2 separate regions of the Homo sapiens genome follow, and region 1 is linked to region 2. The links are chromatin contacts, found by Hi-C in ENCODE. All regions are on one chromosome and are shown on one strand. Each heading gives the region's core, a stretch centred on a gene start or an enhancer-like site at or near the end of the contact. The rest is flanking DNA. Distances are from core to core; before and after follow the strand shown. Region 1 has its middle 18 kb from the start of ERICH3. Region 2 holds the start of LINC02238 (long intergenic non-protein coding RNA 2238).

The links. Hi-C counts contacts between places; a loop is a spot of excess contacts on that map. Pooled maps may share reads with other maps.
Region 1: a pooled map shows a loop between it and region 2 (3-fold over the local background). The contact joins the enhancer-like site here to the promoter of LINC02238 in region 2. A Hi-C loop is called at or near these places in 1 of 168 maps with a recorded cell type or tissue (endothelial cell of umbilical vein), 2 of 37 single-sample maps with no recorded cell type and 16 of 50 pooled maps.

What each region holds. Positions count from the first base shown.
Region 1 is chr1:74,688,972-74,695,518 of GRCh38, reverse strand. No RefSeq gene overlaps it. Among named protein-coding and RNA genes, the nearest start is that of ERICH3, 18 kb to the right of the region's middle. Within about 2 kb of position 1,863, at least 2 of the 41 ENCODE cell types and tissues checked have a DNase peak (open chromatin) inside an H3K27ac peak, as active enhancers do.
Region 2 is chr1:73,671,281-73,677,429 of GRCh38, reverse strand. LINC02238 (long intergenic non-protein coding RNA 2238) reads right to left here and starts at 2,751. Exons shown (of 4, transcript NR_146300.1): 1 at 2,654-2,751.

The sequences.
Region 1 (6,547 bases), core at 614-3,113, 1.0 Mb before region 2:
GGATGGAGCTGGAGGCCATTATCCTTAGCAAACTAACATAAGATCAGAAAACCAAATACCACACGTTCTCCCTTATAAGTGGGAGTTAATAATAAGAACACATGGACACAGAGGGGAACAACACACACTGGGGCTTGTCAGAGTATGGAGGGTGGGAGGAGGGAGAGGGTCAGAAAAAATAATGGGAACTAGGCTCAATACCTGGGCAATGAAATAATCTGTACAACAAACCTGTAGGACATAAGTTTACCTATGTAACAAACCTGCACATATACCCCTGAACTTTAAATAAAAGTTAATATATTTGTGTATGTATGTGTGTGTATATATATACATACATATGTATGTATACACATTTAATCTGAAATTTAAATTGTATCACAGAAGAACACACAGAGGTGTATATATACATGTTTGTACATTAACTGTAAAGTAGAAATTTGACATTTGACATTTGGATCAAGTATGAAAAAGCTGGTTTTATGTGCAATCAAAGCTTAGCTCTGGGCACCTGCCATCTTACTTCAAAGTAAAGCTTATTTTTGATTATTCAGAGAAAAAAAGGAATTAAAAAATAAGTAAAACCAATCTATTAAAAATTATTTTTGTTTATTATTTTATTTAGGTGAAACAAGAATCTACTTCTTTTACCCTTTTTCAATTTTTTACCTTTAAAACTTTTAACAGCCTAACTCACATTCTAAATACTGAAAGTGCATAACATAGGTCAGTGTTAATTTTTTAAATGTCAATTCAACTTAGTAGAAAAAAGCAATTGATGTGTTTCAGTAATAACTTCCACTTGTTTTAACTTGTTATGTTAGCACTTGCAATTCTGTTTAATTGGCATGTAATTTAATTGCCACATAAGTTATTTAATTATATACTACAAATGGGAAAAGTTGTTTATAGGCAATCATATCTCTTTTGTTAAAATCTGGAATACTAGATGTTCGTCAGTCTTGTGCTTATAGGTAATTCCTTCATGCTGATTATTTGCATTGCCTGATTGAGTTATATCACATATTAACTCATTCTGTCATTGTTTCTAGAGGGGTGTATATTTATATTTTAGTAACAAATTCAGACAGTTAAATTTCAATCTACTTTATTATTAAAGACAAAGGCACTAAGACCTGTGTTTCTCTCTTCATGGAAATTACAATATCACAATAATTCACAGATGTTATTTCTTCAGGCCAGGATGCCTTACTCTCTCTCCTTTCTTTGCCTAATTTCAGTATATTACTTTTGAAGGTTTACCGTAGGTGTTACTTTTACTTAGAAGGCTTTTCTGACCTCACTAATGATCAGGTGGCTTTTCTCTGTGTTCCTTTCAGTACCGTAACAATATAGGATGAGACAGAACTAGGGTATAGTCTTTATTTTTCAGTAGTGTGGCAACCTTGGACTCTAGCAGGATATCCTTGGAAAGCCTCAGGTTTTTTTGGTTGTAAATCAGGGATAATAGTTACTTATTTGATTGTTATGAAAGATATATTAAACAAACCTTATTATGTTTTTGCCTGATGCCTGGCACATAGAAAAGATTTGAAAAATCTAGCCGCCTTCTACTTAATGTTCAATAAATAAAGATTGAATGAATTAATGGATTACAATTATTTATTGACATTTGACTCCCACTGTTCTGTTCATTTATTCAGGAATGGGTCTGTGATCTTTTGCCTCACATAAGATAGAAAATAGTACTTTCCTCATAGTAAGTGGTTGACAAGTTGTAAAAACCTTTTGCTTTTCCATCTGACTAAATCTTCCATAAATGTTTCAAGTAAATATTACTCATTTAACAAGTATTTGTTAAACCCTTACTCTGAGCCAGACATTGTTCTGCAGGTAGGTTATACTTCAGTGACAAATACTCTGGTTTCATGGAATTTGCATTTCAATGGAGAAAGACTGACAATAAGCAGATAGACAGGCAAGTACACTGTCCAGCGACGAGAAGAGCTACAAAGAAACATGAAATAGAGCAAGGGGTCAAGAGAATATCAGGAGCAGTTGCTATTTTTATGCAGCATAGTCAGGAAAGATGATATTTGAACAGGAGACCTAAAGGAAATGAGGAAGTCAGTCCTGTGGACAGATATCCGGATACAGAGCTTTCCAGGCAGAAGGAATAACAAGTATAAGAAATCTGCTTTGGGAGGCCGAGGCGGGCGGAACACAAGGTCAGGAGATCGAGACCATCCTGGCTAAGACGGTGAAACCCCGTCTCTACTAAAAACATAAAAAATTAGCCGGGCATGGTGGTGGGCACCTGTAGTCCCAGCTACTCGGGAGGCTGAGGCGGGAGAATGGCGTGAACCCAGGAGGCGGAGCTTGCAGTGAGCCGAGATCGCGCCACTGCACTCCAGCCTAGGCGAGAGAGTGAGACTCCATCTCAAAAAAAAAAAAAAAAGAAATCTGCACTTGTGTCTCTTAAATATATAACAATTTTTAAAAACTTTAAAAGAAACTTTGGCATTCTAGCATTCGCTATACAGGGTGGCAGGCTAAGATGCTCCAGTAGATGCTGAGACCCAGTAAGTGGCAATCCACTCAAACCACTCACTATTCATCACTGGCAGTCATAGGAGGGTATTCAGGAAATACACAATCTAAGCTGGGTTTTAACAAGACCACTCTGGCTGCTGTGTAGGGAACAGACAATGGAAGACCACTTAGAGGCCACTGCAATAATCCAGTGAAAGATGATGGGGCTTTGGTGTAATCTTGTGTTTGAAAGAAATATCATAATCTAGCCCAACTCAGTCATTAAGCTGATGACATTAATTCATTCATTCAACAGTTTATGTATCTTGTAATATAACACATTGTATCTGTAATTCTTAAGGAGATATACCTGTGTGGTCTTATTCAAAACGGAGTAAACATTTCTGTAAAACCAATAGTGAAATTTGTATGGCTATATGAAATAAAGTTTAATTTTAAACCATCTTTCCAATGATGATTACCTACATTGAAAAATTCAAATATACTTAAAATAGTTTTCTTTCATTTTTTAACATCACAAGATAAACTAGTTTATCTCATATTTTCATCCACTTGGCTACATGTAAAGCATGTCCAAACTTGTAGGAGGCTGAATTATAGACAATTACCCCTTGCAGGTTTGATATAGGACACTTGTACATTGGCAATACTGCTTATTTACATGACCCTCATGGAAGCTCATTATTTTGTAGATCAGGATGTGGTAATCATTCCAATGAAGAAATCAATATTACGTAGCCAAATCTGGTTCTTATAAGAAATTTTATTTTTATCATTTTATTTTTTCAATTCTTAAAATTTATTCAGATTGATATAAAATTCCAAAATATGAATAAATGCCACCAGATGGCATTTAAATTAGCCTCTGAAATACATGTTGCAGATTTTAAGCAGATGATTAAAAAATAGACTTTATAATAAACATAATTTTTATTTTCTGATCAAATATTTTTGTAGATAGAAATAATTCAGCTTCCTTGCTTATTGTAGGATATGTTTTCCCAGGTGATAGTTCTAATTACATTAGCTGGCAACATTAATTCACTCTATGTTTGAATTTTTATTCCTTTGTACCTCTTTTTAATATATTCAACACACACTTTGTTTTTTAAAAGAACACTGTAATAATTATTCCTGTGGAACCATGTAATGTATTGAGTGAAATGATTTTAAAATATATATGTCTTTGTACATAGTACCCATACAAGTGAATATATATGTAATATTTATAATTATTATATTATAACTTTGGTTAATTCAAGTTTCTTCTTTATTTTTATTTATTTTTTTCTTTGTTTCTGTAAATTATATTTTAACATACTTGACTAAGTGGTATTATAATTAAATACTCTGTTCTCACTATTCAGCTGTCACAGGTAAAATATGTCTAATACATAAGAAAATTTTCATTGTTTGTTTCTAGAATACTTCCTCGCACTTCATGGGTTAAAACAGATGTATACACACACTCATACACATGTGCACACACATACACACAGGAGTATGTATATATTGTATACATATATGTGATATATATACTTTAAATATATACACTTTAATGAATGGGACTATCTGTTCCTGGAAGCTGAGGGATTTATATTATTTTTAATACTTTTATCTTAGTTCATACATACAAACACTCAGTAAATATTTGTTAAATAAATGAATATAAGTGCATGCCCTTGTCTGATTCTCAATGGGAAAATGTATTCTTTTGAGTTACTTTGACAGAGAGGGAAATCATGGCCTATTTTTCACTATATTTAATTTCTCAATTTATAACTATAGCTATTGGTTTAAGAATTTTAGGATGGGTACAGTGGCTCATGCCTGTAATCATAGCACTTTGGGCGGCTGAAGCAGAAGGATCGCTTGAGCTCAGGTGTTCAAGGCTGCCAAGAGCCACGATAGCACCCCTGTACTCCAGTCTGGGTGACAGAGCAAGACTCTGTCTCTAAGTAAGTAAGTAAATAAATAAATATTTTAAACCTTCCTTTGAAAAAACATTTATTACGGTCATCCAGATTTCTCAAGGACCTTGAGTGTGTTTTTCATTGGAGCACTTAAGCACTGTTGACACAAATTGGTGTCTCTGAGTCCTTGTCTCCAAATTGCACTTATTAAGCACTGCCTTCAGGTGAGATCAATATTTTTTGAAAGTCTCCAAATTTACTTTATAAAATTATGTGCTTGTATTTGCTGAGCAATTATGCGCTCATAAGATGTGAAATATTTTAACTCTTTCCTAAGACCACACACAAAGAAAGCTATCTACACTAAAAGGCCAGACTCTCTTTTTTTTTATTTTTAAGAAAAATAAATGCTCCTTTTGTTTGTAACCATATAGACATAAAGGATCTTTTCAAAATCCTTCTTCTTTCTCAGAGTCCACACCCAAAACATGCTTTAATTTTGGCTGATGTTCTTTCCTAAGAAAATTTTCTACTTGCTACATCTCCACATTCCCTGCCCTGACTGAGGCTCTGACCTCTCCCGAGCTTTCTCAGCAGCTTCCTGTTTACCTTCCTGACCCTAACTAGTCTCTCTCCCTTCTTTCATATTGCTGTCAGGGTGATTTTTCTAAGGTGAAAATCTGATCCCTTCACTGTTACGCTTACATTCTCCAGTGGGTCCCTGGAGCCTCCTCCTTCAATATTTCAGCATTCCCTTCTCTGTGACACTGTCCCTGATTCGTGAAAGGTCATCTCTGTGGGCCCTGTGTTATCTTAGGTGTACCCAACCCAACCTGACAACCTTGACTATAAAAAATAATCTCTCTATATTTAGGTGTGTAGATAGAGATATTTCTTCCCAGAAGTCTGTGAGATTCTTGAGTGTAAGGATCAGACCTCCCCCTATCAGTCCCAGTGCCTGTCACAGCACCTGAAACATACCAGGTATTCACAAAAGATAGATTTGTAGGAATAAAATCTATCCAAGCGATCCATTGTTTCCATTTGCTTTTGCTGTTGTTGACACAATGCACTTTATTTCTTACCAGCAGGTGTCGCAATAGCTCCATGTTTTCAGCATGATTTTTGGCTTTTCTGCTTTGCTGTAACATATTAATTGGGCTGTTATGGGAAGGAGATGATAATTTAGGCACTGTTTACAGAATAAAGCTGATTTAACCTTCAGTTTCTCTGTGAACATTTTTTTTTCCAAACATAGTGTTCCAACTGAAATTGCCAAAGTAAAAGGAAGACTTCAAATTTAAAAAACGATTAGAGTGAAATAAAAATTCAAGCTAGGGCATCAAGTTAAAAACACAGGAAAAATGTGAAGCACAAAATCAACACCTCAGAATGGTAATGGCAAAATGACAGCTATAGCCACACAACTGTTTCTTTCCATCTCACAAGCGAAAAGCAAATTGTGTTTGGTATTTTAGCAGGAGAGCTCAAAGGAAAAACATGGTCCAGAGTGAAATGTGCCTTGTTTTTAGGGTTCTTTCGCTTTGAAGAGCTCGAGATACTGACAAAAAACTTTAAATCATGGACCCATGAACATTAGAAATGTAACAGTTTTACAAGCTGAGAACCAGGGAAAATGAAGAAACAAACAGAAAAAGAAACACCAGGAGATGATAAATCATCTCTAAAAGTATGAAAACATATAGTGAAGAAAATTATTTAAATAAGATATGCAGTGGTCAGGTACACATTACTGAATACTTGCAGCTGAGGGTAGTAAAGGGACAAGAAAGTCTTGGAATCAGACGATCCAGGTGATGGATTCTAAAATTACTAGTCGTGTAACCTAGGACTATATAGACCCTGGCATCTCAAATCATCTGTAATTCCAAACATAAAATAAAGCCCATTTACAAAGGGTATTGTGAGGGTCAAATATGATAAATCATGTAAACATGCTTCATGTTCTTTAAAATGCTATATTTGCATAAAGCAGTATTAGAGAAGGATGAAGGCAACACTTATTGAACATCTGTGATGTGGAGTGCTGGATACTTTACATAAAATCACATGCAATTATTTTCCAGTAGAGAAGATTCTCTCCAAAGTTTCCTAGTCCA
Region 2 (6,149 bases), core at 1,502-4,001:
TAAAAAATTGGTTTTATTTAAAGTTCAGAAAATTGGTACCAGGTATTAGAATTTTGTTTTGTCCTTGATCTAAGTGATCTCTGTGAAATGCTTATTTCATTTACAATTACTCTTCCTATCTGACTTTTGTTTTTGTTCTGTGAAAAATGGGCTCACAATTCTAGCTCAATCATAATAAAATTGAGTATTGGTACTTTTTGTTATTGAACTCATATATGCACTTATATGGTATCTAGATTCTAAGAGAACTAGCTCATGCTATTTTCTTGACAAATTGCTTCTTGATTGGTATCTACATGTGAAGTAAACTACAAGGCCCATGACTTTTGTAAAATTTCAGTTAGATTAAATTGAGTAAGTTTATTTTCTGTAGAATATACCAAAAATATTTTATATGCTACTTTTATCCTATTGGAATTAGCTAATAATGATACCTCACATCATTGGTCTTACTTAATCTTTAGAGCAATCCCATAAGACAGATATATTTTTATTATCTTAATTTTATGAGCCTGTGAAAATGCAAAATGGTAATGCTAAGGTCACAATATTAACAAGTGCTAGAACTGGGGCAGCCTGATTCTAGTCTGCATGCTTAACCACAATGACTTAGTGCTACTACTACTGTAGCAGCTTATTTAGCATTACAAAGATGTATCACTAAGGGCATAATAAAAGCAAATGAAGACTTTTAGTCTTATTTGATAGATATATATTTATTAATTACTTATTAATGATGATATATATTTGAATGAACAGATTTATGAGTTCCAGGAATAAGAAAGACTCCTATTTTCAGAAGGGCCAGATGGTATAAATGATAAAGTATTATAACATTTTAGAGGGTACTGAGTTTTAGATTATGGGCTTTGCTTCAAAATCAAGAGTTGAATTTCAAGAAATAAATTTATATAAAACAGTTTTACTTATACTACATTAAATGAGTTGGGTTGCTCTGTTTCACGTGGCTCAATCTGTGACATTATATTTCTGAAACCATTGCTTTGCCATCGTTTCTTACTATCCCCTCCTAGACTTGCTAGTAAGTTGATGTGCTTCCAACATGACAGCTGCAACAAAATGGCTATTTTGGGAGCGAACTATTATAAATGTATAGAAAGAAAGATGGGTATTTTACTTGCTACTTCATGCAGGTTGCAACACTAGTATATATGATGTGATTAGATATTTTCAAGAACAGAGAAAATATTTTCTATTAAATGAGTTTAATTTTTCACTTCTTTCTATTCCACTGTTTTAACAGAGCCAATTATGTAGCTTAGAAATACAAATGTACTTTAAGAAATAACTCTTGCCTTAAGAAAAAGAAGGTATTATTTACTTTGAGACACGTGATATTAATATAAATCATTGCTGTGGTGCTAGCATAGGATACATTAAAGTCATTTACATTTGTTTATAAAGCTCCTCCCCTTTACAAAATAACTACTAGTAAATCTCTAAGCAGTAATTAAAGGAATTGAAGGTAGTATTGAAATATTTAATAGTACCCCCAAAATTCGATACTCTATAATTGAGACTTTAACCATTCTTAATAAATGCTCTAATTTGCCAAAAATTTGACTAAACTTTTTATGTGTACTTCATGTAGACATCAAATCTTTACTATTTATACCAAAAAACAAAAATAACAATAACAACAGTAACAAAACATCACACATGCTTACCTAGTATATAATTCTTGTAAGATTTTTCTGCCTTCTTAAGTAAATATTCCAGGATATTAAGATAAAGAAAGATTTAGCATTTTTATGGTCAATATTTTTTCCATGTTGCAGGTAAATTCTAAATATTAAATTTACTTTAGACCCTTAACATTTACTTGGATTTTGATATCATTTAAATACATATATATATAGAATGCTTCTCCTCAATTTATTTTGCAAAACATGGGTATATTTTACACAGCACAGGTATATTTTACTTAGTTTATATGGAGGCTTTGCAAATCTCTTAGTCTTTGCCTGTCTTAATTTTCTCAGTGTGAATGAAAGAAGATATATGTTAAAGATTAGAAATAATTTGAAAATAGTACCTAGAATATATTAAGCACTCAGTAAGTAGTAGCTAAATTTAAAATGGTAAAAATATGTATTTGAAACAGATTTTAGTGATTATATGAATTATAGTAAATTCTTAGAATATATGGCAACAATTTTGATCCTTCCACACACCCACAGTCATTTAGTGATTATGTCAAAATTGGTTTCTCGAGCACGTCCTCAGTACTGTCTGCTTTCTACTTTCACCTGTTGTTATTTAGTCACCACTAGATGGTGTCCTTTTATGTTAGTAGCTTTTAACTCAGTTTTCACCAGGAAAGAGGTTTCATTATTCCTTCCTTCTTTCTTTTCTTCATTCACTCATTTATTTCTTCATTTATTCATTCATCCCATCCATCCATTCATCCATCCATCCATCCATCCCTCCACCCACTCAGCTATCCATCCATTCACTCATGCTACCATTCATTTAATAGAACTTAATTGAAAAACAATCATGTGCTGGGCAGTGAAAATTTAAAAATAAAACAAAACTAAAACCAATTAAAAAAACCTTGGAATTTTACGTTGCCTCTGTCCTTAAAGAGCTCATAGACTATTTAAAGTACTTTTATTCAGAAAGCACTTACTGGGCACATACCTGTGTCATCTTCTGTTCTAGGTATTGTGAGCATAGATGAAGAAAAACAGGGAAAGCATCCTACCCTCTTGGAACTTGTATTGGCATAGAGAACAAGCAAACCAACCAATAGCTGTACAGAAAAAAATAGAAGGTAATTTCATACAAGTGATAAAAGGTAGCTTAGGGGATAGTTACCCCGACTGAACAAAACCTTTTCTCGTGCTCAGAGATACATAACTTATAGAATCCATTTTTATAAATAGGATTTTTTTCAGTGTTTCTGTTTTGATTACACTGCTTGCCATTGTCCCACTGTGCTTTAGTTTGTCCTAAAGCTAAATGTCCAGGAATTATAATTGATTTTTATTTTCAGCTAATTAATACTTCTCTAAAGTAGTTTATTTTGCCAGTTTGGGAAATGAGAACAAATATCTCTCTGGTCTCTTCTCTTTCTTCATAGTATTAGGCTAAAATGGAAATTGGGGCTATTCTTTTTCTTTGTCCACTTGAGTGTGTCTGGTGAAGGAAACCTCCCAGCTGGAATCAGATACTTGTACAGGAAAAGAACTGCTGAATGCCTAAGGCATGTCTGAGCAAGCTTTACTGCCCTATTTATAAGACAACAGGGTGCTTTGCTTAGAAAGCCCAGCTTCTTCTGGGAGCCCACAGGCAAATCTGTTACCAGGCAACAGATTTCTTATGAAAGCCAAATATAAAAGCCTACATCATTAATTAAACAGATAAGAATACAGTCTTCCCACAGTTACTAACCTGCAAACAATATAGTTCTGCATCTAATATGTATCAATCGCCATTTTGGTTTTAAAAGGATGCTATTGTTTTCAGTCATATACAGCGGGTAATTGCTGTGAGGGTAAGAAGGGAAATGGCCTGTATTAAAAGTTCACTTAGTAATTACAGTGAATGAATAATTTTTATCTATTAAAAATACAGTATAGCCATGAGGTCTATATTTAAACTTCAGGAAAGGTGCACATACTGATGTTATCAGTTTAGCATAAGAGGTGTCGTTTCAGTCTTAAGTGACAGGCAGAGGACAGACAGAGAACAAACAAGTCATAATATAATAGACCCAGAGAGAGCCAAAGAAGCAGAAAAAAAATTACACAACCCCAAATCTCAGCAGGTCATAGTCAGTATTTAAATCCCCCAAATCATATAGGAAGGGGGTATTGTACAACTGACCAGTGACCAGACTCACAATGCAGTTTTCATTATAAATATAAAACAGAGGTAATCTGCATTCTATTATTTTCTTAAGCGCTACCAAACCACGACAAATAAGTGTGACAGGTACAGAAAGATAGAAGGACCCAGGATCTAACATTGTACTAAGAGGTGAGTGATAGGTACCGGGAGGTAGGAGGACTCAGGACTAATTTTCCTCCTAATGAAAGATGAGAATAAGCTATTTGTAGGAAGATGTTAGTTTAATAATCTTAGAAAGTATGAGCTGACTTGAATATTAACTCAGAGTATTTGGTGAGAACTGATTCTCCACTTCCAACGGTAATCTCTATAACTGGTTTAAATAGTGATCTCAGTACAGTTTACAGTCCTCTGACAGGTAAGCAGGTGTTCAATAAATACACAAGAATGTTGATTTGGAAAGATATACTTTTATTTTCAAAATAATTTTAGTGATATTCTCCTTTCAAGTGCATAAGACTATGATATACTTGAAGGGGAGAATATAGTTAACCACTCTCTGCATTGCATGTTTGTTTTAATTTGCATGGCAGAGTGTCGTTTTACTTATGAATTTGACAGACGGGTAGAATCATATACATTCTCCATCTATACAACATGCTGCTTGAGCAAATTTTGGTTGAAATTTTTGTCTCTGGAACAATTATTAATGAGAAAATGGCTAGCAATATATGCCTATTTTTAGGAACTATTAATTTCCTATTTTCTAGTTTACGTTCTCCAAGTTGAGGAAAAGGCCTACAAGTCACAGACCTTGAGTATTATAAGCAACTACCACTCTGATTCCTTAAAGAATTCTTCCAGAGCTCAGTCATAATCTGCATCCAGCGTGATGCTAAATGCTTGCCAGTCTGGGGCAAAAGAAAAGTCAAATTCTTCTCTGGAAAGTGTCTCTGGTGCTAGGCCTAGAAAATAGGATGATAACAGCTGAATTGATGTTGCTACAAGTTTCTTTTAAAAAATAAATGATTTAATATTATTTCATGATTAAGTTTGATTTATGCTTCCCAGTAGAAATACCACAAAAACTTTGTTGTGTCCTTTTTTTAGGGTACTTTATCTGGAGGTATGTGATGTCTGTCTGGTAATGTCAATTTTGCTCAATTTGCTTGACTTTTTTCCCCATGTGATTATCAAATTTCTGTTTAAATTCTTGCCCATATCAATTATTACTATGTTGGTTGCAAAGTGTTGCTTATCTAATTCTACAATTTATCCACATTCCTTTCTTCATTGTTAATTAACTACTTTAGTTAGTTGGTTATGCATTTATTTATTATTACCTGTGCTCATGGAGACTTATTCAGTTAATCTAAAGAAGTTATTGAGAAAATTAGAATGTGGGTTATAGATAAGGTAAACATATCAATGTTAAATTAATTTATTTTGAAATACAAAACATACCTTTCTTCCTTGGAAATATATACTACAGTATTAATGGATAAGGTTACACGACGTTTGTAATCTATTCTCAAGCGGCGCAAAAATAAAAAATAAACTTGAACAACTATTTATATATATAGATAAATAAAATGGTCATACATTGACGTGTTTATGTATAAGTGTGATGTATATATATTTATATGAATTATAAAGCAAATGTAGTAAAATAAAAATAGGTGTATCTGAGTGTATGGTATATGGAATTTCTCCCTAATATTTTTTGTGACTTTTCAGTAAACCCAACATTATTTCAAACTGAACAGCTGAAGAAGAAGAATGGCATAATTATTATTGGCGTTTAGTACATATTCAACAACATATTTCCAGTGATACTTGTGGTCTTAGTATAGAATTATGGAAACCATCTCTTGAGCTTATTAAAACTAATGAGGTCATTCTTTTGGTGTTGCTGTTGTTTTTGTTTGTTTATTTTAATTTTGCTTTGTGTTTCCATGTTTGTTTTAAATATGATCACACAGAAGGCTGAGCATGGTGGCTCACACCTGTAATCCCAGCATTTTGGGGGCTGAGGTGGGTGGATCACTTGAGGTCAGGAGTTTGAGACCAGCCTGGCCAACATGGTGAAACCCAGTCTCTACTAATAATACAAAAAATTAGCTGAGCATCTTGGCATGCACCTGTAAGTCCAGTTACTCAGGAGTCTGAGGCAGGAGAATCACTTGAACCTGAGAGGCAGAGGTTGCAGTAAGCCAGGATTGCACCACTGTACTCCAGCTTGGGCAACAGAGTGAAACTGCATCTCAAAAAACAAACAAACAAACAAAAAACCCATAGTCACACAGATGATTTTGTATTAGCCTGTTCTCACA